Regions from separate parts of the Mus musculus genome. Here region 1 is linked to region 2. The links are chromatin loops, found by intact Hi-C in ENCODE. Cell type or tissue: heart. All regions are shown on one strand. Links, peaks and the distances in the headings refer to the core of each region. The heading gives the core; the rest is flanking DNA. Region 1 holds the start of Rnf185 (ring finger protein 185). Region 2 overlaps Limk2 (LIM motif-containing protein kinase 2).

Region 1 (16,100 bases), core at 2,975-10,974, 66 kb after region 2:
TTCAAAAGAGATTTTGTTTTAATTTGTTTTTAGGATTGGAGACATTGCTCAGGAATACACTATTCTTGCAAAAGACCTGGGGTCAGTTCCCAGCACCCATGATGGGTGGATCATAACCAACCACATACAACTCCCAGAGGCACTGCGTGTAGGCAAGTACACACACACACACACACACACACACACACACACACACACACACACATTTATTATTGCTAATAGTAAAAAGAAGTCTTTTAAAAAGAAACCTGTTAGGTGTGGCGGAGCATACCTGTAATCCCAGCACTTGGGAAGAGGCAGAAGAATAAGGAGTTCAAGGCCATCCTTGGCTAAGAGGCCTATCTCAAAACAAACAAATCTGTTATTGTCCTACCCTACTGATTGCATGCTGAGTGGTTATCACAGTCATTATGTCTGTTTTTACTGACTTAACTGAACAGTTAAGAAAATGGAAATTCATTCACACATTACAACTGATGCTTACAAAAAAAAAAAAAAAACTGGCCAGAACAAAAAGACATTAACATTAATATGTTAACAGGCTACCTGCTAATGGCAGGTACCAGTAATCCCAGCTACTTGGGAGACTGAAGCAGGAAGATCCATTAAGGTCAGGAGTTTGTAACTAGTCTAGACAACCTATTAAGACCCAATCTCAAAAAATGATAAGGAAAAAAGTGAAATACAGCACTATGTATACCAACTGGTTCAACCATAAGGGTGAGTTATGAAGATTGCTAAACAGGTAAAAGTCTTTGCTGAGTAAGCACTACAACCCAAATTTGAATCCCTAGAACCCAGGGAAGATCAGACATTGTAAGGAAAGTGTCCAAAATCCTAGCACTTTTACAGGGAGATAGGAGGCAAAGACAGGAGGATTTCTGAAAACTCAGGCCCTGGCATTGCATAAACCAAGAATGGTGGTATATGTCTATAATCCCAGAACTCAGGGAAATATTTCTATTTCCATGAAAAGTCACTCATTGTGTGAACAGGAAATGCCTGAAACAACCAACTTCATAAAGACAGACAGGATACTAGAAGTTACTGGGAGGGAGAACACCTAGCCTGACATAGATAGTGGGAAACAAGCAAGGTATCAAGGAGAGAACTGACACAGGTTGTCCTCTGATCTCCACATGCACACTTGGCATGCACACTTTGTCTCTCACAGACAGATACACACACACACATACACACACACCTGCCCTGTACCCACTGACAAGAAACAAGGAATTAAGAACAACTATATCAAAGGTTCTCTTGTGTTAATACAGAGATAACAGGGTGGGTAAGAGGGATACTTTTCTAAATTTTCCAAAGAAAGTAATCTTTAACAATTTAAAAGACTGGGGTATTTGTTTTAATATTCAAAATGGTGCAGCTGGACAGTGGTGGCACGTGCCTTTAATCCCAGTACTTGGGAGGCAGAGGCAGGTGGATCTCTCTGAGTTCAAGGCCAGCCTGGTCTACACAAGCTGTTCCTAGTTCTAGGAACAGCTAAGGCTACACAAACAAACTCTGTCTCGGGGTGTGGGGGTGGGGGTGGGGGAATTTAAGATGTTGTGGTTAAGGTCAGAGGCAGTCAGAAGCAGCACGGTGAGCCAGCAGTTCTGTAACCCTGAGCCTACACTCACCCAAAATACTCTACAATGCCAAGCACCCTCTCTTCTCTGCCCATGACAGACAAGCAACAAGTTCTCCCAGACACAAAGATCTCCACACGCTCTAACCACATCTTCGATGATACTGTTTTCGGGGCACAAGTAGTACCCCTTTTGCAGGAACATGGCTGCTCACATTAGCAGTGGTTGGGGTTATGCTAACTCTAAATGATCAGCAGTCTAAAGTGGACACATTATTGTGTGCTTTAGCATGTCTAAATCCAGTTTCATGGAGCTAAGAAAGTTGCTGGCATGTCCCATTGTGCCGTTCAGCTCATTCCGAGTTACTTCTAGGGATCTCAGGGACCCCATCTATAGCTGTGGATAAATAGCCCAATTACAGAATGAGAACAGGAACTGCATGAATATTCTCTCACACAGATATACAGATGAGCAGGTCCGAGAGACAGCTTAGCAGCTAACGGTGCTTGCTGTCATGCCTCACAACTTGAGTTCAATCCTCATAAACCCAAATGTCAGGAGAGAACTGATTCTACAAGTTATCTTCCGACCTCCACACCTGCACTGTGCCACATGGATATACACAAACAAAAACAAACAATAAAATGTACAAAACTTACAAGATGTTCAGATGATGGCAAGCATGAAAATATGCTCAATACTGTCAGTCTTGAGGGAAATGTATATCAAAAACATGAGAGGGTACATGCACACATATATATATGTATGTATGTATGTTTTGGTTGGTTGGTTGGTTTTGAGATTTTGAAACAGGGTTTCACTATGTAGTTCTGGCTGCCCTGAAACTCAAAAGATCAGACTGGCCTCTAGAAATCCACCTGCCTCTGCCTCCCAAGTGCTGAGATTAAAGGCATGGGCCACTACTGCCGGTTTGGGATTAATATTTAGATTTAGATCTCCATTTAGAAATGTGAAGCCAGGATGGGAAGATGGCTCAATGGTAAGTGCTGTGGTACGGCACAAGTTTTAGATCTGAGTTCAGATTCCCAGCACACAGGTAAATGTTGGGCCCTGCAGCACATATCTGTAACCTTAGCACTGAGGACTGGGAGAAGAGACAGATAGATCCTGGGAGCTTGCTGGCCGGCCAGCCTCGCTGGGCTCAACGAGCGACTCTGGCTCAAAATAAAAAAGCAAATAAGTAAATAAATCAGAAAGCAAACAAATGCCTGTACACACATACACAGCCTCCTTCAAACACAAGAAATTTAAAGCCAGACAAGCATGATATATGCCTGTAATCTTAGCACTTGGACAAGAGGATAACCACAAATTTGAGATCAGCCTGGATGGGGAGTGGGAATGAGGTAGGGGTGTGGGGGGATAGGAGTTGGGGGTGTGTGCTGTGATTCTTAGCTCTGAGGCTATGCAAAAAAACAGCCATGGGGTAGATTTGGCCTACAAGCCTAAGTTTCGGATCAGAATTTGCCAATTTGTTTTTCAATTAAAACTACAGAGCATATGCTTTTTATCCTGGTGTTGGTGAGACAGAGATAAACAGATCTTGATGGGTTTGAGGCTAGTCTGGTCTACAAAGAGTTCCAGAACAGCAAGGGCTGTTACATAGAGAAACTCGGCCTGGAACACACACACACACACACACACACACACACACACACACGAAACAAAGCAAAGCAAAACACAACAAAACATAAAAATAACCCTGAGCAGGAGCACAGTAATCCCAGTACGGAAGGCTGGGGCAGGAGAGAAAGTTTAAAGCCACCCTGGACACTACAGAGAAAGGCCCTGTGTTAAGGATTTAAAAAAAAAAAAAAAAAAAAAAGAGGTTTTATACCAAATAAGTTTGGTAACACCAAGCAAGCAAAACATTATGCCAGCTTACTATAAAGCCTGAATTTTTATTGTGAGAACTCTAACTTGCATTACAACACTAAGAAAGGGTAATGGTGCCGGGCGTGGTGGCACACGCCTTTAATTCCAGCACTCGGGAGGCAGAGGCAGGTGATTTCTGAGTTCGAGGCCAGCCTGGTCTACAGAGTGAGTTCCAGGACAGTCAGGGCTACACAGAGAAACCCTGTCTTGGAAAACAACAACAACAACAAAAAGAAAGGGTAACGGCCAGTAGCTTTTCCTAAACTTATTTTTACCATCAAATTTATTTTTCACAGGCCAGCAGAACACATTTACATCAATCAAGTATCCCTTTAAAAGAAACCCCCAAATTAGTAAGTTTTTAAAAATCCAACAAATTAAGAGCATTTTCCTTACCACCGAGATGACAATAGAGTCTAAGGCCAAACCATCTCGAATGTTAGGTAACAACTGAATGACCATTTCACAACTGTTTTTTTTTTTTAATCTTGAGAAACATAAACAACAGGAAAACAGGCAGGAACTTTTGGTTCAACCCCAACCTTTTGTTTTGTGGAGGAAGTGTCAGCAGAATTGGGTCATAATATGGAATCTTTGCTTCTCCAGACAACATAAGCATTCTTAAGTACTCTAATGGGAGATGGAAAAGTTATCTACTTAGTGTCTGGTAAAGTGCAAAATAAGGAAATCTAAAGTTAGATTACAAAGCTATAGGTATGCAAGTCAGGACCATAAAAGAATTGGTCATATGTGCTGGGCATCCAGAAAGCTAGCTTAAAAACTGCAGACACTCTCACACCTATACACACACTGCTAGACAAAGAATTAAAGTTCAGTTTATAAACCAGAGAGAAGACTGACCCAAACAACTGAATTGGCCTTCCATTCTGTAATCAGAGCCCACTGGCAAGCAAAGCCTTGGGCAAAACAAGCAATCCCAGCATTTGGGAGGCTAAGGCAGGGGGACCAGTTTGAAGTCACCCTGGGCTACATAATAATACTCTGGAAAAGGAAGAGAGGGATGGAGGCAGAGAGGAAGAGAGCAGAGATAGACAGAGAAAAAGACAGAGAGACACAGATAAGACAGACAGAGACTGACTTTCTAAATTGTTCTCAGCCTGAGCTGAATGTCAGAGTGAGACCCCGACTTAAAATAAATTTTAAAAACTTAAATGTAAAACAAAAATTACTAACTGACCAATGTATTAATTTTAGTTAATTAATTTTTATTTCCTGTTTATTAATACAACATATACTTTGGATAATTTTTATCAGATAATGGATCATTCCAAAAAGGATGATGAAAAGAAGGATGACAAATGTGACAACCAGTAAAAGATTACATAAGATCAAGTGTGCTGGCCTTATTGATAGGAGATATAAACTAGGGAGGAGAGTCCAGAAGGGAAGACAAAGAAATGTCACATTCTGTAGGCATAATGGTACTAAGTAACGAGTGATCCTGGCACTCTTTAAGACTGAAACAGCAGGATCCGGGTTCAAGGCCAACTACAAAAGGAGCTTGAGGACAGCCTGAGATCCCTGAGACCCTGTCTCAGACCACAAAAGAAGTATCACATACACTCTGAAGACAGAGTTATCAGTGGAGAGGTAAGAGTCACAATAAATACTAATACGAGCCTTTTAAATTGGAAAGGGCCGCCTCCTGTATACTTCCTTTCCCAAGGAGACAGTCAATCCCCATCAGTCGTCACCTCTGATAATTCTTCCGTTAAATTCTTAATAGTAAGTACACATGTGTCTTCCCCCTAGAACCTACCTATTAATCGTAGCTGTACCTCTTTCAGCTACAAAGATCAAGCAGGAGGCCTCTTTGCCATAACTCCCCCACCCAACCCCCACCCCCACCCCGCGCCAGCTTTTAAAGATAGTTAGTTATTCTCCTCCGGCGTTCTTTCCTAAGCTAGAAGTTTCATAGAATCGAGCCGGCTCCAGCTGCCTCGAATCGAGTACCGCATTCACAGCGGGACCGCACTTCGGATGAGCAGGCTTCAAACACGAGTAGGACTCCAGAGGAGAACGTTCAAAATAAGGTTTCCTAGGATCCAGACCCAGATTCGAAACAAGCTGTGGGAAAAGCCCAGGGCTGGAGAGCCGGCATCCCGGAGGGTTTCGGAGCAGGTGCTGTGGAGGCCCACGCTTTTGAGACAGCTGTGCCCGGTTGTACAGCTGTGGGAACTAGGTTCAGGGAGGTCAAAGACTTGGCCTCGAACGCACAGTGAGCTGCAGGCAGCGAACTCAAGTCCAGGTCTCCTACGCTTCACCCCAAATCTGTTCACCGCATTCCTCATCTTTCCACTCCACCAAATCGCCACCCACGAGAGAGGCGGTCCCGCCCCCGAGGCTACGGGAGTCAGGACGAGCCCCGTCTGGAAGGGGAGCTTGTGCGCACCCTTCTTTCCCTTTTCTGGGGCCTTAGTTTGCCCAATCTGTACCCACGGATGCCAGTCTGACCTTCCTTCTGGGACCTGGACAGAGCCAGACTGGATGACTCCTGGCCCTTGGCTTCAGATCCCTGAGCCTGGGAAGGGGGTCCCATGCCTCCCGGGCCCGCCGTCCCAGCTCGTCACCTACCTGCCGCCGCGGTAGAGCGAGCGCCAGCGACGCCAGCTGTCCGTTCCCCCGTCCCGGAGTAGCCGAGCCAGTCTTAGAGACGCGTCAGTCAGAAAGATTGAACCTCCGACCCCTCCTACCGGGAACTTGGTCACCTGACGCGGAGCCGCCTCTAGTAGAACAACTTCCGGTTCCAGCCGGAAAAGGCTGGTGTGCAGCGCTGCTCTCCGGCCCAGGCGCCCGGCTGGTAAGTTCCGCCCCGGGACAGGAAGGGGAGGGCGTCTGGTCTTTCCGTAGGGTTTCCTAGCGCTGGAAGAGGAGGGAAGGCAGCTCGGTGGATGGGCGAGCTCGCCTCGCCCGCGTGAAGACGTGGGAATAAATATGTGCGTACCCGCCAGCTAATCATAGCATTCATTCGGGTGATGGGTCAGAACTTCAATGTCGTTTTCGAAGCAGGCTTGGGATACATGGGACCGTGTCGCAAAAATAATGGGCGGATGAAAAAGCCAGTTCTAGAAATACCAGTTTGGAATGCCTTGTACAAGAAAGTAAGGTCAGTGGTTGTTCTGTTTTATAAAGAAGAAGAACAGGAGGAGGAGGCATGGGAAGTGGAGTAGGAAAGGGAGTAGAGAATGAGGAGAAGGGAGAGAGGCCGGCCAGGAACGCGTGAAGAGAGAGGGCGGAGGGGGAAGGGGGCAAAGAGTAAGGGAGAGGAGGGGGCGAACAGCCCCTTTTATAGTAAGCCGGGCATACCTCGCTGTTGCCAGGTAACTGTGGGGCGGAGCCTAGAAGGAATGCTAACAGTGGTGATGGATGAGAATGTGCAAAACGACCCAGGAGCTCTCTTGAAGACTCTACTAGCCAAATCTGTGAAATTTCAGTATCAAAATAATAAAGGTAATAAGAGTATAACTAATTGGAGCCCATGAGATGGTTCAGAGGTAAAGATGTTTGCTGCCAAGCCTGTCAACTCTAGTTCAGTCCCCAGAAACCCAGCGGTGGAAGGAAAGGAGTCTGGCAAGTTGTCATCAGACCTTCACATGTATACAGAGACACTTAATAAATACATGGTAATTTATTTTAAAACTAATTAGATGAACTTGTAACCAATGAGGGATTGTTTTTTTTTTACAGTAGCAAGTGCATTTATTATATTTAAAAATAACTAGAAAAATTGGTGTTTTAGCTTTCCATATATAAAAACATGTGAGTCCAGTGCAACAGTGCTCAGTGCAGGTGAGTGATTTTGCTGTGCAGCTCCTACAAAGCTGCATAGCTGTGCTGTTGCAGGGGTGGGGGGAGTGGGGGGTGGAGAGCCGGCACACCTCATTCTGTAGAACAAGAAGGGACTTCCGTCCTGCCTCGGACAAGCAGTAGCAGTAGCATTCCTGTGTGTAAGCTGAGGTAGGGCTGGCACACCGGCCTTGTATCCTGTACTGGATGGCTTTCAGCTTCTGCTTGCCAGTGTGAAAGCCCAAACGCCAGATGGCAGGTGAGCCTGCATCCTCTCCCCAGAGTCCTTGACCTTATCAATCTCTAGCTCCACCTGTGGGGGACCTGAGGGATCGGTCAGAATACTCCTCCTCCTTCTGTTCCTGGAAAAAGTAAGATTCTTTGGGGGGTTCTTAGTATCATTAATACAAGAATTTAGAAGAGACTCAAAGGAAGCTCAGGACAACTTTATTAGAGTTTGAAAAAAGCAATCAAGGCTAGTTGAAAACTCTAACAGCTGCCAGAAGATGGAGAAAAGGTCACACCTTTTAAACTAGGCATGGAATAAAATTAGACAACTTATCAAGAAATGGAAAAGGACAGGTGGTATTGGCGGTGCACACCTTTGATCCCAGCACTTGGGAGGCAGAGGCAGGCAGATCTTTGTGAGTTCCAGGACAGCCTGATCTTCAAAGCAAGTTCAGGACAGCCAGGGCTACACAGAGAAACCCAGCTCAAAAAAACAAAAACAAAAAACAGAGAGTAGGAGGAAGGGAGGGAGAGAGAGGGAGAGAAGAGAGGAAGGAAGGGAGGGAGGTGAAAACGGGCTGGAGAGATGGTTCAGCTGTGAAGACGGGGAACCAGAGGACCCAGGTTTGATTCCAAGGAACCACACACATAGTGATTCACAACCTTACCTAACTCCAGTTTCATGGGATCTGATACCCTTTTCTGGCCTCCCTGGGTGCTGCATGAACATGTGAGTATATATGCTTCTAGACAAAACATTCATACATATAAAAAAACAAAACTACCCAAGAATGGAAGTGGGCTAGTAAGCTGAGCAAAGTCCCTAAAAAGTATCCACCATACTGGTGCATGGTCTCTTACAGCCCTTTCTCTACAAACTGACTTCCTGTCCATGTTAATCTTGATGTATCTTTTGTTGTTGCTATTGTTGTTATCTCCTGTTACATTGGATCCCAGTACAGTTTACCAGGCTGAGTCAGGACAAGACCTGAGTCCCTACCTTGTCCCTGGGGAGCTGTGCTAGCCAAAGGCAAAGCACAGTGGACTGGCTTGCTGGAGGTCCTGGGGACTCCTCAGTACCCTCTGGGGACTTCTGGCCATTCTAATCACCGAGGGACCAAAGGCAGTTAGAGTCCTGAAGCCCCTTCAGATGACTTGGGGTCGTGCTTACACTGCCAGCAGTTCCAGCTGCTAGGACCTATATCCTGATTTCCACCCGCTGACAACACAAGCTTCAGTATGTGAGTCTCTAAGTACTGTGGCCTGGCCCTCAAAAGTCCTGTCTCTGAGGGTGTAGCAAGGAGGAAGCCTTTTGCTCTGTTCTGGAATTTTTTTTTTTTTAATTTATTATATGTAAGTACACTGTAGCTGTTCTCAGATACTCCAGAAGAGGGAGTCAGGTTTCGTTACAGATGGTTGTGAGCCACCATGTGGTTGCTGGGATTTGAACTCGGGACCGTTGAGCTATCTGGCCCCTGTTCTGGAATCCTATTCTGAGCCTATTCCTGATCTGTGCTTTCTGAAATGACGTCATCACGCGAGCAGACAGCGCGGCTCCAGCTTCACATCTGTACAGTGGTTTATTTTCTCCAGCTGTCCATCCAGTCTGGAGGTCCCTTTCCCTGGAACGCGGGCTCACGAAGGCTGCTCAGTCTTCTCAGATGCATGTGGAAGTCTCTCATCCCAGATGCCACCCTAACATCACCACATAGCACCGCCGGCTTCTCCACCAAAAATCTTGTGTTTGAAGGTCACTTTTCCCTATGATGTCATAGTAACAGCCTGGAGAGAGGTGTCCCTCCGTGTATAGCTGACTCACTGGGCTTTCTCCCCTGTGCCTCCCTTATATGTTGCCATCCATCCAGATTCTTGGCACAGAATGTTAGGGACAAGCAGTCCTAAGTACTGCCATTTTGTTTTCAGATTCCATTTAATCATAGGGGAAACTATGGGAACTGGCGACTTCCCAACAGCTGAACAGCCTCTGTTAGAAGACAGTTGTCTGAGTCCAGCCATCTCAGAGACAACTTGTAAGGATACAGTTGCTTGAGTCCAGCCATCACAAGGACAGCTTCTCCATCTGGCTGGCAGAGTCAACTAAGTTCATATTCCCAGGCCTAGGAGCCAACTCCCATCCTGATTGCAGGAAGCTCCCTTGCTCAACCCCTTATGTCAAAATATAATTAGACAGTGCTCCAGCCCACCCTGCCCCTGTCATGTTATGCTTCCATCCTTTAAATATGCTGTACAACTTTCCTTCAAGGTCACAGTTCAGCTCCCAAGTCTGGTCTGTGGCCCTAATGGGTCAGTAGTGGCTTGATTACACTAAATTTGTGTCATCTGTACTGACTCGGTATTGAGTTATGTTGGATCTAAGCGGATCCCACAACAATATGAACAACGGTGGCCATTATTTTGTGCAGAGACAAATCTGTTCCTACCCACATAAATTCCTGGCTCTGCTATGGCAAAGTCCATTGCTGGTATCTTGGGAGGTTCATATTCTTTCTTTCTCTCTCTCTCTCTCTCTCTCTCTCTCTCTCTCTCTCTCTCTCTCTCTCTCTCTCTCTCTCTCTCCCACTACTCCCTACAATCCTCCCCCCACCACACTTCTTAAATTTTATCTTATGCCAAGCTGTGGGGCACACCTTTAATCTCAGCACTTCAGAGACAGAGGCAGGCAGGTCACTAAGTTTGAGTCCAGCCTGGTCTACAGAGCAAGTTCCAGGGTAGTCAGGGCTATACAAAGAAACCGTGTCTCAAAAAAAAAAAAAAAAAAAAAAAAAGCCAAACAAAACAAAAACCCAAAACAGCAACAAGAATTATACTGGTATGAGCATTTGCCTGCATGTTTAGTATGCATCACTTACATGCAGTATCCATGGAGGCCAGCAGAGGGCAGAAGATCCCCTGGGCCTGGATTACACATGGCTGTGAGTTGCCATGTGAGTGATGGAAATTGAACCCAATTCTGGGAGAAAAGGAGTGCTCTAAACTACTGAGCACCACACTCTCCTGCTTCAGGATACTCCCTCCTCTCCCAGATGCTGTGCTTGGCTCATCAGCTGCATCTTCTTTAAGACAGTAAATCTCTGAACTTTTTTTTTTTGGCAGGGAGGGCAGGATAGAAGAGAACAGCTCACCTTCCAGCCGCCAGGAACCAGCAAGAGAATCCATGAGTTTTTAGTGACATAGAGAAGCAAACAAAGGGGCCAGGGAAATGGCTCATCAATGGTGACTTCAGTCTTCAGTGGCTCTTGCTTGTAGTGCTAGGACTAGGGAAAGCAGAGAAAGGCTGATCCCCGAGTCTGCTGGCTAGCTGCTGTGAGGGCCCTGATGAAGAATAATGAAGGGCTGGTGGGATGGCTCAGCCAGCAAAGGCACTCGCTAAACAAGCCCATCGAGCTGACCTTGATGCCTGGCACTCATAATGGAAGGAGAGAAGTGACCTCTAAAAATCATCCCCTGAGCTGGCCAGTGGTGGTGCACACCTTAGATCCCAGCACTCGGAAGGCAGAGACAGGAGGATCTCTGTGAGTTCAAGGCCAGCCTGATCTACAGAGCCAGTTCCAGGACAGCCAGGGACTACACAGAGAAACTTTCCTGTCTCGAAAAACTACTAATAGTAATGCTGATGACTCCTCTAAAGAAACCCTAGTTCAATCTCTGCCTATATGAACACATGTGCTAGTGCATGTGCAGCCACACCCCGTGTTCATATATATACACACACAGAGAAAGATAGACAGACCATGATGGCCATAATCCCAGGACTTGGAAGGCTGAGGCAAGAGAACTACGAATTCAAGGCCAGCTGGGCTACAGATACTGCCTCAAAAGCTGGCTCAAGGGTTGAAAGCACTGCTTGCCCTTCCATGGGGCCTGGGTTCACCTCTCAGCATGCACATGGCAGTTCACAACCATGTGTAACTCCAGTTCCAAGGAATCTGATGCCTGCTTCAGGCTTCCATGGGCACCAGGCATGCACATGGTGCACAGCACACAGGTAGACAAAATACTTATATACACAAAAACAAGCAAAGCACACACAGGAAAGAAAGAAAAGAATAAACAAGGAGAAGAGAAACTTGCAGCCTCTCCTTTTATTAGAACGGCAAGTAGTAAATAGGATTTGGAAGGTCAGGAGTGAGGAAACGAAACAGGATACTTACACAGATGTGCCTCTCACCAATTAGTCACCACAATGCAAAACTCGTACTGTTATAATCTCTTGGTCCAGAAGAACAAATTAATCAAGGCAACCAATGTCAACATCTCCTCAATGGGTCATGCAGCGATCACAAGCCTCCTGATAAGATACAATGAGCAGGGCACACATCACTTCTGTGTGATTGCTGTGTCATTAAGTGACAGAGCTCTTCCGTAGCACTCCTGAAGTTCTGAGGCTCATCCTCTATACCACCATCACCACCACCACCCCCAAAAAACCAAAGTGCATAGCCAAATCTCAGAAGAAAACATTGGATCAACTACTACAAAATAGCTATCCAAGTGCTGAAAAAGCAGGGACTAAAGGAGACTAAAGGAACATGGCCACAAGATGTTCATGGTTTAAAGTTGCATCCTGAGCTGAGGAATGCAGAAGAGCTTTAATGAACAGTACTGAGACTAATAATAGCATTTACATATGGACGGAAGTTTAATGTTAATAAATACTGTTTCACATGGCATATATAAGGACTGTAGCTTTACTTGGCATTCAGGTTGTTTTCCCAATAGCATCTTCAGCTTATTCAACAAGTGCTTGGTAAACTGATTGCTAATGGTTGGGCCTGAGTGTGAAGGGAAAAAATAAAGTAGATAAAAGATGCTGCAAAACAAAGTGACATGGACTCGAGGACAGGCTCAAATAAAACATTAACCTGGACTTCCCAGGCACTCACAGGTGGACCTTAGCACAGCCAACACCAGGAAGGGAGTGCCACTCATGGGACCCAACATAGAGGCAGCACCGCCTGCCAAGCCCGAGCAAACTCCTGTGGTTCTCAACCTGTGGGTCGCGACCCATGTCTGCGTCAGTTGACCCTTTCACAGGGGTCACCCAAGATCATAGGGAAGCACAATTACATGACAGTTCATAGCAGCGAAACTACGGTTGTGAAGCAGGAAAAAAATAATTTTATTGCTGGGAGTCACTACAACATAAAGGGGTTTTCAGCATTAGGAAGGTTGAGAGCCACTGTTCTAACCCATCAAAGTCCATAGTTCTGGGACAGTCCAAGGCCCCCTGGGAGCATCTGCTGTTACTGTTTTGCTAAATGGATATGTAGTTATATGTAGTTAAATTGTACTCTCTCTCTCTCTCTCTCTTCCTCTCCCTGCCCCCACCGCGCGCGCGGGATGTGTGTGTGTGTGTGTGTGTGTGTGTGTGTGTGTGTGTGTGTGTGTGTGTGTCTTTCTGTGTTTCTGTCAGTTTTATTTCCCTGTATTGATCCAGTGGCTTTCTCTGATGTGAGACCCTCTCTCCACCTAGCTTAAGACCTGTGCCACCTCCTGTTGGGAACCCTAATCCTTGGGACTCTGCCACATCACCCAGAGCCTCCCCCAAGCCTCCACCTGTCCCACTCTAGGATCAGGAGCACATGCTTTTATTGCTGCTTGACTCAAGCTCACAGTCAGGGTTGGTTCCTGTGTGGAGGTGGGAAGGGGCGGGGCCTCTCATACAAGGCCATCCAAGCAGAATGCACACAGGGAGGGGGGAACTAGTTCCGCCAGGTGAGCATTCTAAGCAGCCCCAAGGAAGGGGAACCAAACCCCTGGGCAGAGCCCAAAAGAAAAAAGAAAGTTCCACTCCTTTCATAAGTCCTTCATGATTTATATCTCCTTATCAATCAGTGATTTATGTAATTGGAAAACTAAAAACTCCCACCATTCTCTGAAAACAAACCAACCAACTAACCATCCCTGAGCCAGCAGAGGAATCACTGCCAAGCAACACAGCCTCAATAGAGTGGATGTTTCCTTCTAACAGTGACCAAGGAGACTTTAAAACATTTCTTAGAGGTCCTCTCCTCTTACACATACACACACCCCTTTTTTTCTTCTTTTGGTATTTCAAGACAGGGTTTCTCTGTGCAGCTCTGGCTGTCCTGGAACTTGCTCTGTAGACCAGGCTGGCCTCGAACTTAGAGATCTGCCTGCCTCTGCCTCCCAGAGTGCTGGGGTTAAATTAAAGACATGTGCCACAACTGCCTAGCTTACTAGGTCTGATTGATTGATTGATTGATTGATTGATTGATTGGTTTTTCAAGACAGGGTTTCTCTGTGTATCCCTAACTGTCCTGGAACTCACTCTGTGGACCAGGCTGGCCCAGAACTCAGAAATCCGCCTGCCTCTGCCTCCCAAGTTCTGGAATTAAAGGCATGCGCCACCACTGCCTGGCACTAGGTCCTTTTTAAAGGAATTAAAGACAACTGCTAAAAAAAAGAAAAAGAAAAAGAAAAAGAAAAGCCTTTTTGTCACCCAATCGGCCCCAAATATTTGGGGAAAAAAAAGTTAAAAAATATAAAAGTTTAAGTAGGTCCCAGTTGCTGAAGGGAGTTCAAAGGATGTTAACAATAGAGAATTGATTGGGTCAAAACCTTTTGCATAGACTGGAAGGTGACCTTTTGTCACCTTCTCTGATGATGAGACAAAGGTAGACTTACAAACACCAAGCAAAATTTGGGTGTCTCACCCTCTGTCAGAAGAAACCAAGCAACCTTCCAAGACTGGCCCAGTTGTTCAACTGGTTGTTCAACTAACCAGTTCAGCTATCTCCTTCCAGATTAAACAATACCCAATGACCCTGGAAACAGAAGGGGAAATTGTAGTCCCTATTACCTGGATTAAAGAGACAGGCATCCTGGTGCCCAGCTAGTCAGTCACCCTGGAATACACCTCTCCTGCCTGGGACCTCTGATTTTCATGGGCCTGAGTCCTCTAAAGAAATAGGTGTTCACTGTCTTGGACCTGAATGATGGACTTTTCAGCCTCCTATTGGCAGCAACCTGGCCCATCTTTGCCGCCCCCCCCCCTTCTGTGTAGCCTTGGTAGTCTTAGAACTCACTCTGTAGACCAGGCTAGCCTCAAACTCTGGGTCAAGATCTTATATCCCAGCACTTAGGAGACAGAGGTAGGCAGATCTCTCAGTTCAAGGCCAGCCTGATCTGCAGAGTGAGTTCCAGGACAGCTAGGGCTACAAAAATAAACAAAAGAAGATCTGATACTCACAACACCCACAACATGGTTGAGGCCCTCCTCCTCCCAGCACCAGAACGTTGGCTGCTTGTTGACTGTGTAATCCAGTACCAGGCCCTGTTCCTGGCCCACCCTCGAGTCCAGTTTGAGAAGTTAGGTTACTGTCTTGCCTGATGATGCAGATGCTCACCCATGAATATCAGGTGATGAAAGACAAAACCAGAGGAGATGCAGTAGTTACTGTAACGGAAATGATTTGGGCCCAAGCCAGGTACCTCAGCCTAGAGAGCAGAACTGACTGCTCTGACCCAGGCTCTCAGACGGGGAAGTGGAAATCGACCACCACATACACCGAATGTCAGCCAGGATGCTTTCACTACCAGCCATATCCACAGTATGATCTATAGAGAAAGGGGTTTCTCACCACTGGGAGAAGAGATATTTTTGAAAAATCTTGGCCCTTCTAGAAGGTATTTGGTTTCCCCTACAAATAGCTGCCTTCACTGTGAGATTGCTGACCTGGCTATCTGACAAAGGGCCCTAAGACTATTGATATCAAGACCCAGTGCTACCTGAGAGAGACTCCATGGTAAAGCAGAAATGGACAGTTCAACCTCACAGGCTGATGGAAGACACCAGAAGGAAAGGTCATTCTCCCAGAAACAATTGGCAGGTCTCCTCAGCTGGGGCCCACAAAACCTGAGTTGCTCAGAATAAGGCATGTTGTACCTAGACTGGGCAACCTAGTAGGAGAGATGTCTCAGCCAGATGCCAGGTTTGTGCTCAAGTGAATCCAAATCAGAGATTCCATACCCCGGAAAGGGGCCAAATGAGAGACCAACACTCTGGCAGACTCTGGGAGAACTGACTTCACCATGATCCGGCCTGCTGGGGAAGAATGAAAGCACTTGTTAGTTTTTAGAGATCCCTTTTCTGCGTGAGTAGAAGTGTTCCTCATCCAGACTAAAACTGTTCAAACCATAGCTAAGATGCTCCTCAGGAATTGGTCCTCCTCCTAGCAATGGAGTCCAACAAAGGCCTGACTTCTGTAGCCCAAATAGCTAAAGCTTTAAACATAGATTGAAAAATTCATTGTGCAGCTAGAACTAAGAGTTCTGGGCAGGTTAAAAACAACAACAACAAAAACAACAAGACATTTAAAAAACTCTTAACAAAACTCTCATTAGAGACCAGCAGTAGATGGATAGACCCCCTCCTTCGCTTTGGCTCAGCCTGCTGCACCCCATCTAGGGAGGGATTTAACCCCCCTCACGCTCCCCACCCCTGTGCGATTATGTTTGGAGGACCTCCCTCAGTGCTTCTCAGGCTTGGAGACCACAGTTGGCAGAACTCTCTAAACATTCCTTTCAGGTCACTATGGG
Region 2 (16,100 bases), core at 5,387-13,386:
TGTTTGAATACAGGGTTTCTCTGTGTAGCCCTAGCTATCCTGGAATTCACTATGTAGACCAGGCTGGCCTTGAGCTCAGTAATCTGACTGCTTCCACCTCCTGAATGCTGGGATTAAATGGTGCATCACTGTTGCCACCTCCTTTTTCCAGATGAAGAAATGAAGGTTGGGAATGTTGTTCAGTCTCATGAGTAAAAACTGACAAGGTTGGGATCTAACACGAGTCTCTGAACTCCGGCTCTGACACACTGAGGGTGCTGCAAACAGCTGTTCTGCACTTGCTACTTGGTCATGGTGAGATCTTTCAAGGTGTGGTTGAGGAACAGCTATCTGGACTCCACTGGGAAAACGAGGCTATCCCTGGCACCACCCAGCCACACAGCCCCAGAGGTTCTGAGGGAAAGAATCTGAACTTTATATCTTCGTCGTTGTTTTGAGACAGGGTCTCTCTGTGTAACCCTGGCTGTCCTGGAGCTCCACCTGCCTCTGCTTCCTGGGTGCTGGGTGGGACAAGAGATGTGTACCACTCCCCCAGCCTGTGCGCCAAACCTCTATTTTAAACAACACCTAGTGGTTCTGATCCACATGGAGACTGAGGACTCCATCCTACTCTTTCTCAGGCACTTCTCCATTTGATTTCACCTCATTGTCACAGTAACCCGAGTCGGACAGAATAGCCACTCTCACCCCCTCACTGCAGATGAGGATGCACAGGTAGACAGTTCATTTTATTCTGGAGGCTGCTTGGTCACTGTCAGGGTTAGAGCTGCTTAAACCTTGATGTAATGGGGACTTCACTTTCCTGATGTGTTATTACTCATTTGAAACTTCATGGTGGCCGTCTCCCTCTTTCTTCAACAGCAGTGTATGGAGACAAGTTAGAAGGCATGGCTACTCTGCCCAGGCTGAGCCGTAGATGTAACTCAGCGATAGAGCTGTTTTCTACTATGTATGAGGCGCTGGGTTCCATTCCAGCAACACATGCATGCGCACGCAAGCGAGCTCAAACAAATGTGTGCTGCCGACTTCAAAACCAGTTGTTGCTTCTCCAAGTGTTATTCACAGCGGACTGATCCAATCACAAGTGCATCGGAGCACTGTCAGGAGCACTGTCAGTAAGGCCTAGCCAGAATGTGACAGAGACACAGAAGTAAATAGCCTCAGTTTATGTCTGACATGGATGCCTAGGGCTGTTCTGGTAATGGTGAGGAACATGGAAAAAAAGAGAATTTGTGGCCAGGTGTGGTGGCACATGCCTGGTACTCAGGAGGCAGAGACGAGAGGCTCTCTCAGTTTGAAGCCAGCCTAATCTACACAGAGGATTCCAGGACAGCCAGGGCTATGTAGAGAGACCCTGTCTCAAATCCCTGCCCCTGAAAAGAGAATTTGTTAGCACCCCTCTAACACTGCCCAGGGAGAGAGAAAGCACAGTGGACGGCTATAGCAGCAAAGGCACGTGGGGGTTCAATGACCACATTATAGACAGGGGTCTTTTTTGTTTGCGTTTGTTTATTTCGAGACAGGGTTTCTCTGTATATCCTGGCTATTCTGGAACTCACTCTCTGTAGACCAGGCTGGCTTCGAACTCAGAGATCTGCCTGCTTCTGCCTCCCAACTGCTGGGATTATAGGTGAGTACCACCACTACCAGCCGGCTATAGTCTTATTCTATTGTCCATGTCAGAAGGAAAGCTCTTGCCCGGGACAATGTTGCACAGTAGAGATGATGAGGGTGCATACAGGAAGGAGTTTATTCAAGTTCTCTAAAACACCATTCCAGAAAGGCACCACTCACCCTGAGACTGCTCCGTTCTAGGTAGTCCGCTACGCCATGGGGCCCAGAGGTAGGTTAGATATCGTCCCACCCTTGGAAAACTATACCTGAAGACTGCAGCTGGGTGTGCAAACACACACCGACAGGGATAGAGTATGAGGAAGATAACAAGGAGGGTGAAAAAACTCTCCTCTGATTGGTGGGGCTGGGGGTAGGGGTGGGGTTCCTCCAGAGGAGGTGCTGTATCAGCTGGCAAAGCAGGCTGATTGCCAGGCAGACAAGAGGCTCCGAGCTTGAAGGAACAACATAACCCTGAGCATATCACACTGGAGCCCACACTTAAGCAGTGACCACAAAGGAAGCAGGGATGGTAAGGAGTGCTAGACCACTGTGTACCAGGCTGGGGCAATTGGGTAATTAAAGACACTCACAGGCAACTGGGGTGGTGGGGTGGCTATTTATCAGAAGCAAGCAGGGGCTCCCAATGGCCAGGATATAAAGGCTGAGGCACCAAGGACAATATGCATTATCAGGTGCTGGCTCAATTCAAGTCTACAGCTAGCTCTGCTATGTTCACACCAAGTTTGTTTGCCAACCACTGTTCACCACCAGTAGACAATGCCCTTGTCCTGAGGCCACATCTCTATGGACCTGCTCATTTTAACCACTAAGTTCATTAAGAATCAGATGGTGGCCCCTATAGATTATCACGAACTGTTGTTTTGTGACGCTAATGCTAGGAAACTCAGGGGGTGAGATGTGGCTCTGGGTTTGAATCCCAGCACATAATCAACTATAACTCTACTTCCAGGAGATCTAATGGCCTCTGCAGGTAGCAGGCATGCACACGATGCAGACATACATGCAGACATAACACCCATGTACATTATTTAGATGTGACCTGCAGAGCTGGACTTACAGACAACTGTGGGTGCTGAGAACTGAAACATGCAAATCTGCAGGAGGCACAAGTGACCTTAACCAGAGCCATCACTCCAGCCTCTAACTTAAAAACTTCACAAAACGACAGCAAACAATGTTTGACATTCAGTGTCAGAGCCTTCATTCCCACAGACATTCTTCTGGGAGAAAGAAATCCTTTACCGTACCAACACATCTCTGAGGCGAGGCCCGCAGCGCCATTAGAAGACCTGAGATCCTTCCCTGATTGACAATGGCTTACTGTGTGATCTCAGTCAAGCCTTTAAACCTCTCTATGCCTCTTCTTTGTTAAAAGAATTAAGGTGAGAAAACAATTCCACACCCTTTAGGTCAATGCTAAAAGAAGCAATGGTAGTCAGAAGAAGGTGGGCCGGCTAGCCACCCACAGACCTGTCTATGGCTGGCGTCTTGGCGAATCAACCTAATCTGGGCCTGGGGTTTGACCTTTGGTCTAGAAACACCCTCACCCAGAGACATGCGGACATGCTTTGATGGTTTATCAACATCACTGTCTACCTACAGGCTGACAACTGAAATCAGTGTGCCCAAATCCCTGGCATAGGTAGGACTTCGAGACCTACACTGGGCAGTGAGGTGCTCACACTTAGAGCCCACCCAGTCCAATTGTGATGCTGAGGTGGGAACATCAACTGACTCAAGCCTAAGAGTTTAAAACCAGCCTGGGCCACACAGTAAAACTCTAGCTCAAAACAAACAAACAAGAAAAGAGAAAGAGAAAGAAGAAAAGACCCCCCCAGAGGCTAACACGGGCATCAGAAGAACTGTCACAGAGATCTTTACTTCGGCCAAACTAGCCCTGCATATAATGTAATATAATATAATGTAATATAATGCCTATAATGTAGAACCCAGCTTGGTTGTAGCCAGGCCACACTCAGCAACCTGACCCAGGCAAAGGCATCACGGCTCTCACTTCTAGTTCACTGCCGGCCACTTGTCTTTACTTCTGTTTTGTTTGCTTATGACAGGACCTCACGCACCCAAGTGTGGGCAGTGAAGGAAACCCTGGGTGTGTGAAGTCCTGAGTGGGTGTGTGTTGTTGACATGACAGACATTTGAGGACAAAGCCTTAGACACAAGGGAAACTGGCAAAGGCTCACTGTCCCCTGTCACCTCAGTGAGGCTCAAGTGACTGCAACACCATCCTCTGTTTGGAGTCTAAATGCTGACAGCGTGTGTGGAAAATGTTCACCTTTGATTGCTTCCCTGGGTGTTCATGGCTGAAGCCTGCTCCCCTCTGGAGCCTGCTCCTACTGCGATCAGCTAAGCCCCTCCTTGTTCATCTGTATGGAATAACCCTGCCTCTCTGCTTATCTCTGTGTAACAACTCACTACCTTGTTCAGCTGTAGACAATACCTCTTCTGTGTCCAACTCCATATAATAAACATCCTGAGCTTCTGGTGCTTCTCTGTCCCTGTGGCTGTCACTTCTTCATGCCCTTGTCACCCAAGCCAGAGTTCTAGGCTACAGCGGTGGCAGCCTCCAGGCTGGCCTCAAACTCATTGTGTAGCTGAGGCTGTCTCTAATACTCACCTGATGGTTAGTCGGTTTACTTAATTTATTTTTTGTCAACTTGATACCAGCTGGTGGCATCTGGGAAAATGGAGCCTCTACTGATAAACAATTCTCATGAGCCTGGCCTGTGGACGAGTCTGTGGGAGCATCTTCTTGCCTAGAGACTGATGTGAGGGGCCCAGTCTACTGTGACAGTGCCACAACTAGGTCCTGGTAATACAAGCAAGCAGGCTGAGCAAGCCATGAAGAGCAAGCCAGTGAGCAGCATCCCTCCACACTCTTAGCTTCAGTTCCTGCATTCAGGTTCCAGTCCTAACTCCTAAGGGACGAGGTGTGCGAGTGTAAGATGAAACAAACCCTTTCCCACCCAAGTTGCTTTTGGTCACATTTACTACAATTTAGAATTAGTGTGGGCTAGGGCAGCTGAACTCATTCCTCTTCCCCTGCTCTCCTTCTTTTTTTCTTTTTAAAGATTTATTTATTTATTATATGTAAGTACACTGTAGCTGTCTTCGACACACCAGAAGAGGGCGTCAGATCTTATTACAGATGGTCGTGAGCCACCATGTGGTTGCTGGGATTTGAACTCAGGACCTCTGGAAGAGCATTCAGTGCTCTTAACTGCTGAGCCATCTCTCCAGCCCCCTCCCCTGCTCTTCTTTCCAGTGGTCCCCAGGTTTTGCTCCAGTCTGGCCTGTACCTACAAGGAAATGCAGCTCGAGGCTGCTGGGGAGCAGGTCCCTAGGCCTCTTGACTTCTCCCCACTGTAGGACAGTTCCTTTGAAAGCAGAAGACAAAGGTTATCTTCTTACCTGACCTTACAGACAATTTCCCAAAACCCAGTATCTTGAACCAATTCCTCCCAGCCATCTATGGGAGCTGCAGTCATTCAGGGAAGGATGTGAAGCGGAAAGCGGAAGTGCAGGAAAGGCCACACTTACATCACAGCTTGGGCAATTCTTTCAACAATCTCTGCTTCCTAGGCCAAGGATATGTTGCTGGTGACAGAATGAGGGACAAAACCTCCCTGAAAGTCCCTGAAGGCCTTTACCATCAGGAGTCATTGGGTATCAGAGCAGAGATAATTGCATAGATAAGCCTAAAACTACAAGAGGAGTTTCAAGGGAGAGGAATACTGACATCTCTGAGCCGTCCAGGGAACCATCTGAACTATGTGCAGAGGCTAATTAGGCAAAGAGAGGAGGGGCTGGCAGTCCAGGCCCAGGGTGCAGAACAATATAAGCCTTGTCAGCAGGGAAGAGTAGTGAGACTCAGGCAGAGAGCAAGAGGCTCTGGGCACAGGCCTCTGTGGAGGGTGATATAGGACGGTTATGTGCACATTGTTTTTTTGTTTTTTTTTTGGGGGGGGGGTGTTTTTTTTTCTTTAGCAACCAGGAATATCCTGGAGCCTGTCACCTGCATGCTAGGTAAACTACCACTGAGCTGCATCCTCAGTACCATATTTTTAAATTTTACTCTTTAATGTGTTTAGGACACATAAACTAAGTGAACATGTATGTACCACAAGCATGTAATGCCAGAGAGGGCCAGCAGGGGTGCCAGATCCCCTAGAACTGAGTTACAGAGAGTTGTCAGTTGCCATGTGAGTGCTGGGAACTGAACTCGGGTCCTTTCAAGTGTTCTTTTAAGAGTTATTTATTTATTTATGTATATGAGTACACTGTAGCTGTACAGATGGTTGTGAGCCTTCATGTGGTTGTTGGGAATTGAATTTTTTAGGACCTCTGCTCACTCCGGTCAACTCCACTAGCTTAGTCCCGGCCCAAAGATTTATTTATTATTATACATAAGTACACTTTAACTGTCTTCAGATGCGCCAGAAGACGGCATCAGATCTCATTACGGATGGTTGTGAGCCACCATGTGGTTGCTGGGAGTTGAACTGAGGACCTTTGGAAGAGCAGTCAGTGCTCTTACCTGCTGAGCCATCTCGCCAGCTCCCCTTTCAAGTGTTAACTTCCCAGCCATTTCTCCAGCTCCCAGAGGTGGTTTTTTTGTTTTTTTGTTTTGTTTTTTTATTTAATTTCTTTTTTTTTCTTGGTTTTTCAAGACAGGGTTTCTCTGTGTAGCCTGGAACTCGCTTTGTAGACCAGGCTGGCCTCGAACCCACAGAGATCTGCCTACCTCTGCCTCCTGAGAGGCTGGGATTAAAGGCATGCGCCCCAGCCTGGGTACTTACATTTAATTATGTGTGTGGGTATGTACATGTGAATAAAGTGCCTGAGGAGGATAGAGATGTCAGATCCCCTAGAACCGGGTTGTAGGCAGTTGGGAACTCTTTGACACGGGTCTGAAAATCGAATTCAGGTCCTCTGCAAGAGTAGTCTTAACTGCTAAAGCATCTCACCCCTTGGCTGTTTCATACATCACACACCCCAGCTGCTTGAGAGAATGTGTGACTTAGGAGGCAGTACAGTGGAGGGGAGACTGACAGCCGTGCAGGTGAGAGCTGACAACAGGAACGGGCAGAGATAAACCGAGAGGCTTGGGCTAGAGGCAATTCAGAAGCGCAGAGCTTTTCCAGCTTTTCCAGAGGACCCAAGCTCAGTTCCAGCCCTCATCAGGTATCTCACGCGCATCTTTAACTCTAACTCCAAGAGATTCAACCCCTTCTTTTGGTGTCTAAGGACATCTCCACACATGTGGTAGATACACTAATACAGACACACGTAAATAAAAATAATAAAAATAAATAAATCTTACGCAGGTATGGTATGGACACCTTTAATCCCAGCACTTGAGAAGCAGAGGCAGACGATCTCTGTGAGGTTGGTGTCAGCCTGGTCTGCAGGGTGAGTTTTAGGGCAACAAAGGTTACACAGAGAAACCATGTCTCACAAAACAAAACAAAAGCCACCAACAACAACAAAATCCCAACTAACTAAATCTTAAAAAGAAAGGAGGAAGAAGAGGAGGAAGGAGAGGAAGGGGAAGAGGAGGAAGAGGAAGAGGAGGAGGAAGAAGAAGAAGACGACGACAAGGAGGAGGAGGAGGTGGTGGTGGTGGAGGTGGAAGAGGAGGAGGAGGAGGAGGGAAATATAAATAAACAGACCAAAACTGACAGGCTGGGCTATAAAGCATGAGGCACCAAGGACACTTGTGACACAGGCAGATGTGGGATGGTGATGTCTGTCATTCTGGAAGTCTGGTTAAAGTGGGTGAGGAGCCAGTTTAAGGGAGACCATTGCAAGTCCCAATTGAGTCTAATGTATCTAGAAGATATCTGAATGACATACTAAAGTGGGCCATGGCAGTGTTTGCCTGTGAGTTCCAGCTGCTTAGGAGGCTGAGGCACAATGATTACTTGAAAACAATCTGGGCAATACTGTGAGACTCCATTTGAAAATATAAGAACGACAAAAGGGATGTGTTAGGTAGTTGGCAGGACATGCTGGGTTAGAGCTCAGAGGGGCGCTGGGGCAGGAGGCCCTCACTTCAGGGTCTGTGTGTCGTGGACAGCAGGAATCAGAGTGTTCAGGGAGAGGAGTGCACCACAGGGCCTCACCACAGGCCTGGGAGAAAAAGAAACCTGCAATGACCAAAGAGGCTGGAGGGAAACAAGAGCGTGTGTGGATGTCATAGAAGCCAAGAAGCCAAAAGTGACAAAGCCGGACGTGATGGTTTAGGCCGACAATCCTGGCACAGGAAGCTGAAGATTGTGGATGAGGTTGTGAGGAACTTTGCATGTACAACCGATTTTAACCTGCAGAGCTCTCCTTGGTGGGGATTAGCCCCTGTGATGGTTTGTATATTCTTGGACCAGGGAGTGGCACTATTTGAAGGTGTGGCCTTGTTGGAATAGGTGTGACCTGGTTAGAATGGGTGTGTCACTGTGGGTGTGGGCATAAGATCCTCACCCTAGTTGCCTGGAAGTCAGTCTTCCACTAGCAGCCTTTGAATGAAGACATAGAACTCTCAGCTCCTCCTGTGCCATGCCTGCCTGGATGCTGCCATGCTCCCACCTTGATGATACTGGGCTGAACCTCTGAACCTGTAAGCCAGCCCCAATTAAATGTTGTTTTTTTATAAGACTTGCCTTGGTCATAGTGTCTGTTCACAGCAGTAAAACCCTAACTAAGACAGCCCTTTGCATAAAGCAGGAAGCTGTGATTTAAGTCCCTTCAGCTGGACTCCAACAGTTGTCCAGGAACACTAATTCACTTTTCTGTGCCAATACCATAACCATATCCTCTATCCTCCACTACCACCACGACCACTGCCACCACTAACTAAGTAGCCCGCAACCTAAATGCCCAGGCTCAGAACTATTGCAGAGTTTTCAATTTCGTGGAATATGAACATAATCTTATAGGCTTATAGTTCATTTATGCTTCATGCTACCCTGCTACATTCAGCCTAAAGGTAACCTTATGCAATATTTTTGGTGTAGCCATCATATGAGGTTGTGTGCATGAGGCTCATGCTAGCACTCAGAGGCAGGCGAGTTAGATTCTGGATTGGAGACACACAGCCACTTGTACCCACACACTTGTACCCACATGGCCCACTTGGGAGGCCACGCAGGATGAAGGCTAGAGGAGCCTGTGAACAGACTGATCAACCAGGCTGTCCTCTCTGCTACATCATTAAGAGCACGTATCACAGGAGCCAGAATGAATGGAGGTCAGACTGCAGTGCAGAGTCAGGGATGTTGGGTTCTGCTGTCCCTGGCTTTCTGGGTCAGTTATGGAACTGGGCTAGAACGTTACCTCTGCATCCCCAGTAGGGCCTAATCTCAGCGCCTTCACCAGCAGAGGACTCATGGAGTCAAGCAGTGACACTGGATATGAGAAGCAAGCACTGTGCCTCTGCACTATACCCACTGTGGAATTTTCAGAGTGCTTTTTTATTATTTTTATTTTTGGAAATGGGTCTCACTACATATACCTGACTGGACTGGATATGTAGATCACGCTGGCTTCTGCCCCCTGAATGCCAGGATTAAAGGCATGTGCCACCCCCACGATCTCTTCATTCAGTCATCCTTAGTTACCTAGAAAGTTCGAGGTATGCTGCGTCTGGTGTTGCGTACCTTTAATCTCAGCACTCTAGTGGCAGAGGAAGACCAATCTGTGAGCTCAAAGATAGCTGCCCCGCCCCCTCCCTCCACCTCTTCCCTTCTGCCTGCCTAAAGTCTACAAGCAAAGCAAAGTGCAAGGTTAAAGCACACTGAGGTCACATGCTGCCACATCCCAGAGTTTCCAACGGGAAGAGGTGTCTGTCCTTCCTCTCTGTCAGGCAGGCCCCAGTCAGCATTCAACAGCCAGCTTCAGTGGCTCGCCTGTTTGTGGTTTCCTCAGAGATAAACTGGATAAACAATCTTTTTCCTGAGACATCACAGGCAGTTCAGGCCTGGGCCAGCACCAGCAGTGACCAGCAGAGGGCAGAGTGGCTCCACAGCCTGCCAGCAGGAACCTAAGGCATGGAGTTGACAGCGCTCTTGCACTGGGGATGGCAAGAAGACTTCAAGGTTATCTGACACTAGCAAGTGCATGGCTCACGTTGCAGAAGCAGAAATGGGGTTAAATGACACGCCCATAATACAGGACAGCATGCCAAGACTCACAACCACAGGAGCCTGGGTTCAGATTTAGCTGGCTCTGCAATGTTAGTAGGTAACTCTCACTTCTCTAGCTTTATTGTTATTTACATCTGTGTGTCTGTTTATTTTGAAGCAGGGTCTCTCGCTTGGCAGCCATAAATCCATGATCCCACTGCCTTGGTGCTCAGACTACAGGCAGAAGCACCATACCTGGCTTGGTTCTGGCATGTGCTTTTGAGACAAGGTCTTACTGTATAGCCTAGGCTGGCCTCAGGTTCACATCACCCTGATGCAGCCTCTCAAAGTGTTAAATTACAGGTGCCTATGAAAAATCCTGGATGCTTATTTTGAAGTAGGTAAAACAAGTAACTCATTTACTGAGTTATCTTCAAGAGTAAATAAGCGACTGCTTGTAAAACAGTAAGGACCGTATCTGGCATGTTTGTAGTTCCCAGAACTGTAACTAGGATACCACACCTAGATGGGAACAATTAATATGGCTTGGCACTTCCGAGGTACCCGTTGCCAGTAGATTGTTATCCTACAGCTTCTGATTCTCTGTTTGCTGCACCCTGCTGGACTCACAAATGGAGCAGACACAGTGTGCGCCTGATGGGACCATCTTCCACTGGCATTTGCCTTACCCCAGAGGACAGACACTGACAAAGGCTTCTTATAAGATACAGCTCAGTCTGTGCTTATCACCCTGAGAAAGGAGGCCAGACAGTCACCAGTGCCCTAGAGGTGGTAGGTTCCCTTTGTTAAGGGAGCTAGGGGCCAGATCCCACAATAGCAGTTCCCTTCAGGGCTGTGGAAGACTGACAGGCAGTTTCTCCTTCTTCTAGGACCCCCGCTTAAAAGGCTAAACTTCCCCATAAAAGGCAACCACTAGCTGGAAAGAGCACTGACTGCTCTTCCAGAGGTCCTGAGTTCAATTCCCAGCACCCACATGGTGGCTTATAACCATCTGCAATGGGATCCAATGCCCTCTTCTGGTGTGTCTGAAGACTGCATACACACACACACACACACACACACACACACACACACACATATATATATAAAATAAGTAAATCTTTAAAAAAGGAGGAGGAGAAGGAGGGGAAGAGGAGAAAGAGGAGGAGGGGGAGGAGGAGGAAGCAGAAGTAGCAGCCACTGGGAAACAAGAAGTCAGGTTGTGGTGATACATCCTGACAACCAGCTACTCCAGAGGCTTACACAGCAGGGTCTCAAACTTGAGATTAGCCTGAGAAGCGCATAGCTTGGACAACTTGGTCTCAAGATAGAATTCTATAAGGACCAGAGTCTCAGCTCAGTGGTAGAACAAACACCTTGCCCAGTATGTGAGGCCCTGGGTCCAATCCCCAACAATGTAAACAACAAAATCCTCGAGAGGCTAGATGAGGTTAGGATATGCACATCTGTAGTCCCAAAGCTAAGGATACTGGAAGGATTCTGAGGCTAGCCTGAGTTACACTGCAAAACTCTACCTCAAAATTTTAAAAGGACTAGAGTGTAGCTCAGTTGGCAGAATGCTTGCATTCTATGCAGCAAAACTCTTGCTCAATCAGCACAGCATAAGCTAGGCCTGGTGGCACACACCTATAGTCCCAGCACTCATGTAAGGGGAGGCAAAGAGGATCAGAAAAGTTCAGGCTCGTCCTCAGCTACATGCACAAGTTCAAAGCCAGCTGGGATATGAGAAGGTATTAAAAAGAAGGGAAGAGGGCTGGAGAGATGGCTCAGTGAGTAAGAGCACTGATTGCTCTTCCAGAGGTCCTGAGTTCAATTCCCAGCAACCAAATGGTGGCTCACAACCACCTGTAATGGGATCTGATGCCCTCTTCTGGTGTGTCTGAAGACAGCTACAGTGTACTCACATACGTTAAATAAATAAATCTTATATTAAAAATAAAAAAAAAAAAAGAAGAAGGGGAGGGAAAAAAAAGAAGGGGAGGGAAGGGGAACAAGACAGACAGATGGGACAGTAGGGCCACCATTCACAGTTCCACAGGCTAACTTCAGCTGTGTTGAACATGTGCTCTGTCTGATTCCACTCTTGACCCCAGGAGGGGCCTAGGCCAGGAGCTTCAGAGAACAGCTCCAGATTTAGATTCAATTTAGATGAAAAGAAAAGCAGGCCAAAGCCAGGCAGTGGTGTCGCACGCCTTTAGTTCTAGCACTTGGGAAGCAGAGGCAGTCAGATCTCTGAATTCGAGGCCAGCCTGGTCTACAAAGTGAGTCTAGGACAGCCAGGGCTTGTTACACTGAGAAACTCTGTCTTGAAAGAAAAAAGAAAAAAGAAAAAAAGGAAAAAAGGAAAGAGAGAAAGAAAGGAAGGAAGGAAGGAAGGAAGGAAGGAAGGAAGGAAGGAAGGAAGGGAAAAAAAAGAAATTAAAAAAAACAAAAAAACAAAAACAAAGAATAAAAAAAAGATGAAAGAAAGAAAAAGAGAGAGAGAGAGAGAAAGGGAGAAAAGAAAGGGAAAGCAGGCCAGAGGCACACAGTTTAAACGGGACCTGTGGGAAGGAGAGGAAAGAGAGCAAGGGCTGGTCAGCCATGTATCTGGCAGGTCAGAAGAACCCTGGCCCACCTGCCCAACGCCCTGAGCTACTTCCAGGAGGCCTGTGAGCTGGACTTGACCCAACAGGCCCAGGCTCCAGTCTGAAGATGTCCTGGGCACTGGAGAACCCAAGGAAGGCTCTCAGAGGTGGGACTACCATCGTTCTAGGTCACCATGAAACACAGTGAAGGAGGGGAGGGGTGGAGGTTGGACCAAATCCCAGCAGTCTCTTCATTCAAAATCTCACCCAGGGAGAACAAAGGTGTTGAGGGGAGCCATCTGCTTCCTGTTAACTGTGGCCCAGCTAGGAAGAGCAGGGCTGGACAGAAGTCGTGAAGCTCGAACTTCCCTCAGCAGTACAGAGGGAAGGAAGAGCCCGCCTCCCATGGGCCTGTACCAGAGACTCTAAACCTCACCAGAGCTGCAGGAGAGCTGGGCGAAAAGACTGGAAAAGACAATTATTCAGCTCCTTATCCCCTCGTCCTCAGCCCAGGCGGCCCCTGAGGTCAAACAAATAGCCCTTCCCAGCCCTAAAGGACTTTACCTGACTTGGGCAAAAGTAAAATTGCATCCTGGAACTCACTTTTGTAGACCAGGCTGGCCTCGAACTGAGCCATCTCACCAGCCCCTCTTATCTTCATTTTAAAAGGGCAGGGAAGTCACATAACTTGAAAGGCTCTGCCTGAGAACTTAACCTCACTCTATAGCTTGTGCCTTCATGCTTACATTTATTTTATTCTGTTTTGTTTTTGAGACAGAGTTTCTCTGTGTAGCCCTGGCTGTCTTGGAACTCACTCTATAGAGATCTCACTGCCTCTGCCTCACAAGTGCTGGCCCTAAAGGTGTGCAGCAGCAGCAGCAGCAGCGGCACCACCGACCTGCATACTTTTTTCTTTTAAAGGCAGAGTACTGCTGTGTAGCTTAGGCCGACCTCAAACTCAGAATCTTCCACCTTAGTTTTCTGAGAGCTGGAATGACAGGTATGTCACCCCACCCATACATTTCTTTTCACGCCCTCACAAGCAAACATCTGATCAAAACTGCAAAGGGTTCAGGACTTCAGTCTAAAGACCAGCTCTTGGCATCTACAGTCTGAGTGACCCCTGAACAGTCTACTTCTCAGTGTGAAGGGTTACAGGTGTAACAGGCAGTCTTTCCTAGTTATCAGAAGTAACAAGAACAAGAACGAGCCAGGTACAGTAGCTCATAACCCTGGACTACAGAGCAAGGTCTAGAATAGCCAGGCCTACACAGAGAAAACCCACACCTCCCACCAAAGAAAAGAAACCCACAAGGGCAGTTTTTCTACCCAGGCTTGCTGATCTGGACAGAAAATCATGTGACTAGGCCTCCATCAGGAACACTTTAGATCGTGTGGGTCCATACCAAAGCAAGGCTGCCCTCAGCCGTGAAATGAACAGACCAGCCAAGGCTTTACCTACAGGCCTCTTAAGGCTCTGATAGCTACTGCTTCTCTATGTACAGCAGCACAGGACAAGCAGAGCGCACTTCCCCAGGAGCTGAGGGAGGAGAATCCAAGGCCATTAGAACCACAGATAGAGTAAGAAGTTTGGACTGAGCCCGGCTCAGGCCTTTAATCCCAGCACTCCGGAGGCAGAGGCAGGCGGATTTCTGACTTCAGGATTTCAGCCTGGTCTACAAAGTGAGTTCCAGGTCAGCCAGGGCTACACAGAGAAACCCTGTCTCAAAAAACCAAAAAAAAAAAAAAAAAAAAAAGAAGTTTGGACTGAAGCTAAAAGGACAGAAAACATTGGTCCCTCTCCAGCTTTTGGTGGCCAGCCTCTACCTTGAACTTGGTGGGTGGAGGAGGGAGGTAGGCACATAAGGCTCAACTACTTGACAGCGGGTTTGCACACAGAGCTGTGTGTGGGAGCCAGGAGCTGTGCAGCACAGTCTCTATTAACATCCATCTCACTGTCAGACATGGGTAACGCATGCCCACCCCACCTCTATAGGAGAGGCACTGCATTTGGAATGACTGTGGGCTAGAACTGTATGCAAAGGCAAGCTTCTGCCCTGGAAAGGAGCTGGTGCTCAGTGGGTGCCTACTGCCCACTGCATGCTGAGGTCCCTAGTAACATCTCCAGTTCCTTATAACTGAGTCTCAGAAAGCAAAAACCAATGTGGCTTTAAAGCCCGTAAATTTTTTAAAACATATCTATTTGTTTGTTTGTTTAGTGTGTATCTATGTGCAGGTGCACACTACATGGTGTGCATGGGCAGTCCAGAGGACAACTTCCGGGAGTTGGCTCTCTCATTCAACAGTGCCAAGATAGAACTCAGATGGCCAGGCATGGTAGCGAGTGGCTTCTTGGCTGGGCTGTGGTGGCACACACCTTTATTCCCAACCTTGGGGAGGCAGACACAGTCAGATCTGTTGAGTTGGAGGCCAGCCTGGTCTACATAGCGAATTCCAGGACAGCCAGGGCTCCACAGAGAAATCCTGTCTCAAAAAGCGAATGAACCAAAGAAACAGAGCTGCTTCTCAACAATACTATGGAAGCAATAATAAAGTCAGTCACAAGAAGGAGGGCCACAGGGTGGGGAGTCCTGTGGGGGAGAGATGACACTGCCAGCCCCCCTCGCTGCCACAGGCACCTTTCTAAGCAGTGGTGTGGTCATGGGGAAAGAAAGGCCCTCCTTCTGGCCTGCTTCCATGATGTGAAGCAGGGGTGTTGGAGAAACTCTAGAATAGCTCCTCCCCTCGCCTGGCTCTTCCAGGGCACCTGACCCGTCTGCAGTTCCCGGAACTGGAATCTGGCATTGGGACTGTTCCTCCTTGCACATTCCTTCCCTGCCCCTAACGCCCCACCAAGATTAAAATTCTCTAGCCAGGAGCTTGCTTTCTGCATTTCTCAGAACGTGGAAGCAGTGCACGGCCCACAGCCCAATGGGAAGGAAAGAGAGGCACCTACCGGAAGCAGGAGCCATGCCAGGCTTCATTGGCAGTCCTATAGAGCCTCTGGCTCAGGGGAACATAGGTGCCACAGCCCCGACACCTCCAGGCTTCATCACCTGAAACAAAACCAAGGCGGTCAGAGTCCCTAAGTAGCAGGAAGCAAGGAACAGAATTTCAGTCATGTGGAATAACAGAAGCTTCCACTGAAGGGATTAGGCTCTGCCAGTGCTGTTTCCCCTCCACAAAACCTCAGGTAAACACTTGGCAAGCCTCACGCCAACATCTCTCTAGGTAAGACAACTCTCGCTTCAGAAGTAATCTCAATTAAAAAACCAATGTGTCTGATGGAGCTGGTAGGATGGCTCAGCTGGTAAGGGCCACCAAGCCTGCCGTCCTGAGCTGGGTCCCTGGGACCCACATGGTGGAGGCAGAAGTTACTCCACCCTCTGCCACACATAGGCCACAGTGTGTGTAAGACATTAAACATTAGTCTTTTATACCAAACACTATAAAACTTTTATGACTAGGAATTCCAATCATTTTTATCTGCCCCACCTTCTAAAACCTTTATGCAAATGTTTTAACCCCCCAATCTGGTAAGACTCTGGTTTATACTGTGACCATGCTGTGTTCTTAGCACTTAAGTGACTTCAGGGCCAGCTCCACTTCTGCTGTCCAGTGATGCAATTCATCTAAAACTAGCCAGCCCCAGCCAATGGGAAAAGACGCTGTGACCACTCATGTTAGAATAAAAGTGAGCTGCCCATCCTTCCCATGTGGGGAGAGCACCTTTCTCGCCATG

Evidence for each region. A loop is a pair of places that touch in the nucleus more often than their neighbours do. Peaks named below come from ENCODE experiments on the same cell type or tissue, not always from the same donor. Only the 100,000 strongest peaks of a DNase experiment are listed, where the experiment ranks them.
Region 1: it touches region 2 in a loop (7-fold over the local background); 11 of 42 quality-filtered maps call a loop at or near these places.

What each region holds. Positions count from the first base shown.
Region 1 is chr11:3,446,132-3,462,231 of GRCm38, forward strand. It overlaps Rnf185 (ring finger protein 185), which reads right to left and starts at 6,825. Exons shown (of 7, transcript NM_001290472.1): 1 at 6,078-6,825. It overlaps 8430429K09Rik (RIKEN cDNA 8430429K09 gene), which reads left to right and starts at 6,306. Exons shown (of 4, transcript NR_028317.1): 1 at 6,306-6,609. In heart, for the core only: CTCF peaks have their summits at 6,122, 7,613 and 10,413 (motif pointing right); DNase peaks (open chromatin) are centred at 6,250, 6,700 and 10,420; H3K4me3 peaks cover 2,794 bases; H3K27ac peaks cover 2,075 bases.
Region 2 is chr11:3,377,603-3,393,702 of GRCm38, forward strand. Limk2 (LIM motif-containing protein kinase 2) reads right to left here. Exons shown (of 16, transcript NM_010718.4): 2 at 15,315-15,414. Among named protein-coding and RNA genes, the nearest start is that of Gm51879, 15 kb to the right of the region's middle. In heart, for the core only: CTCF peaks have their summits at 5,802 and 9,643 (motif pointing right); a DNase peak (open chromatin) is centred at 9,659; H3K27ac peaks cover 989 bases.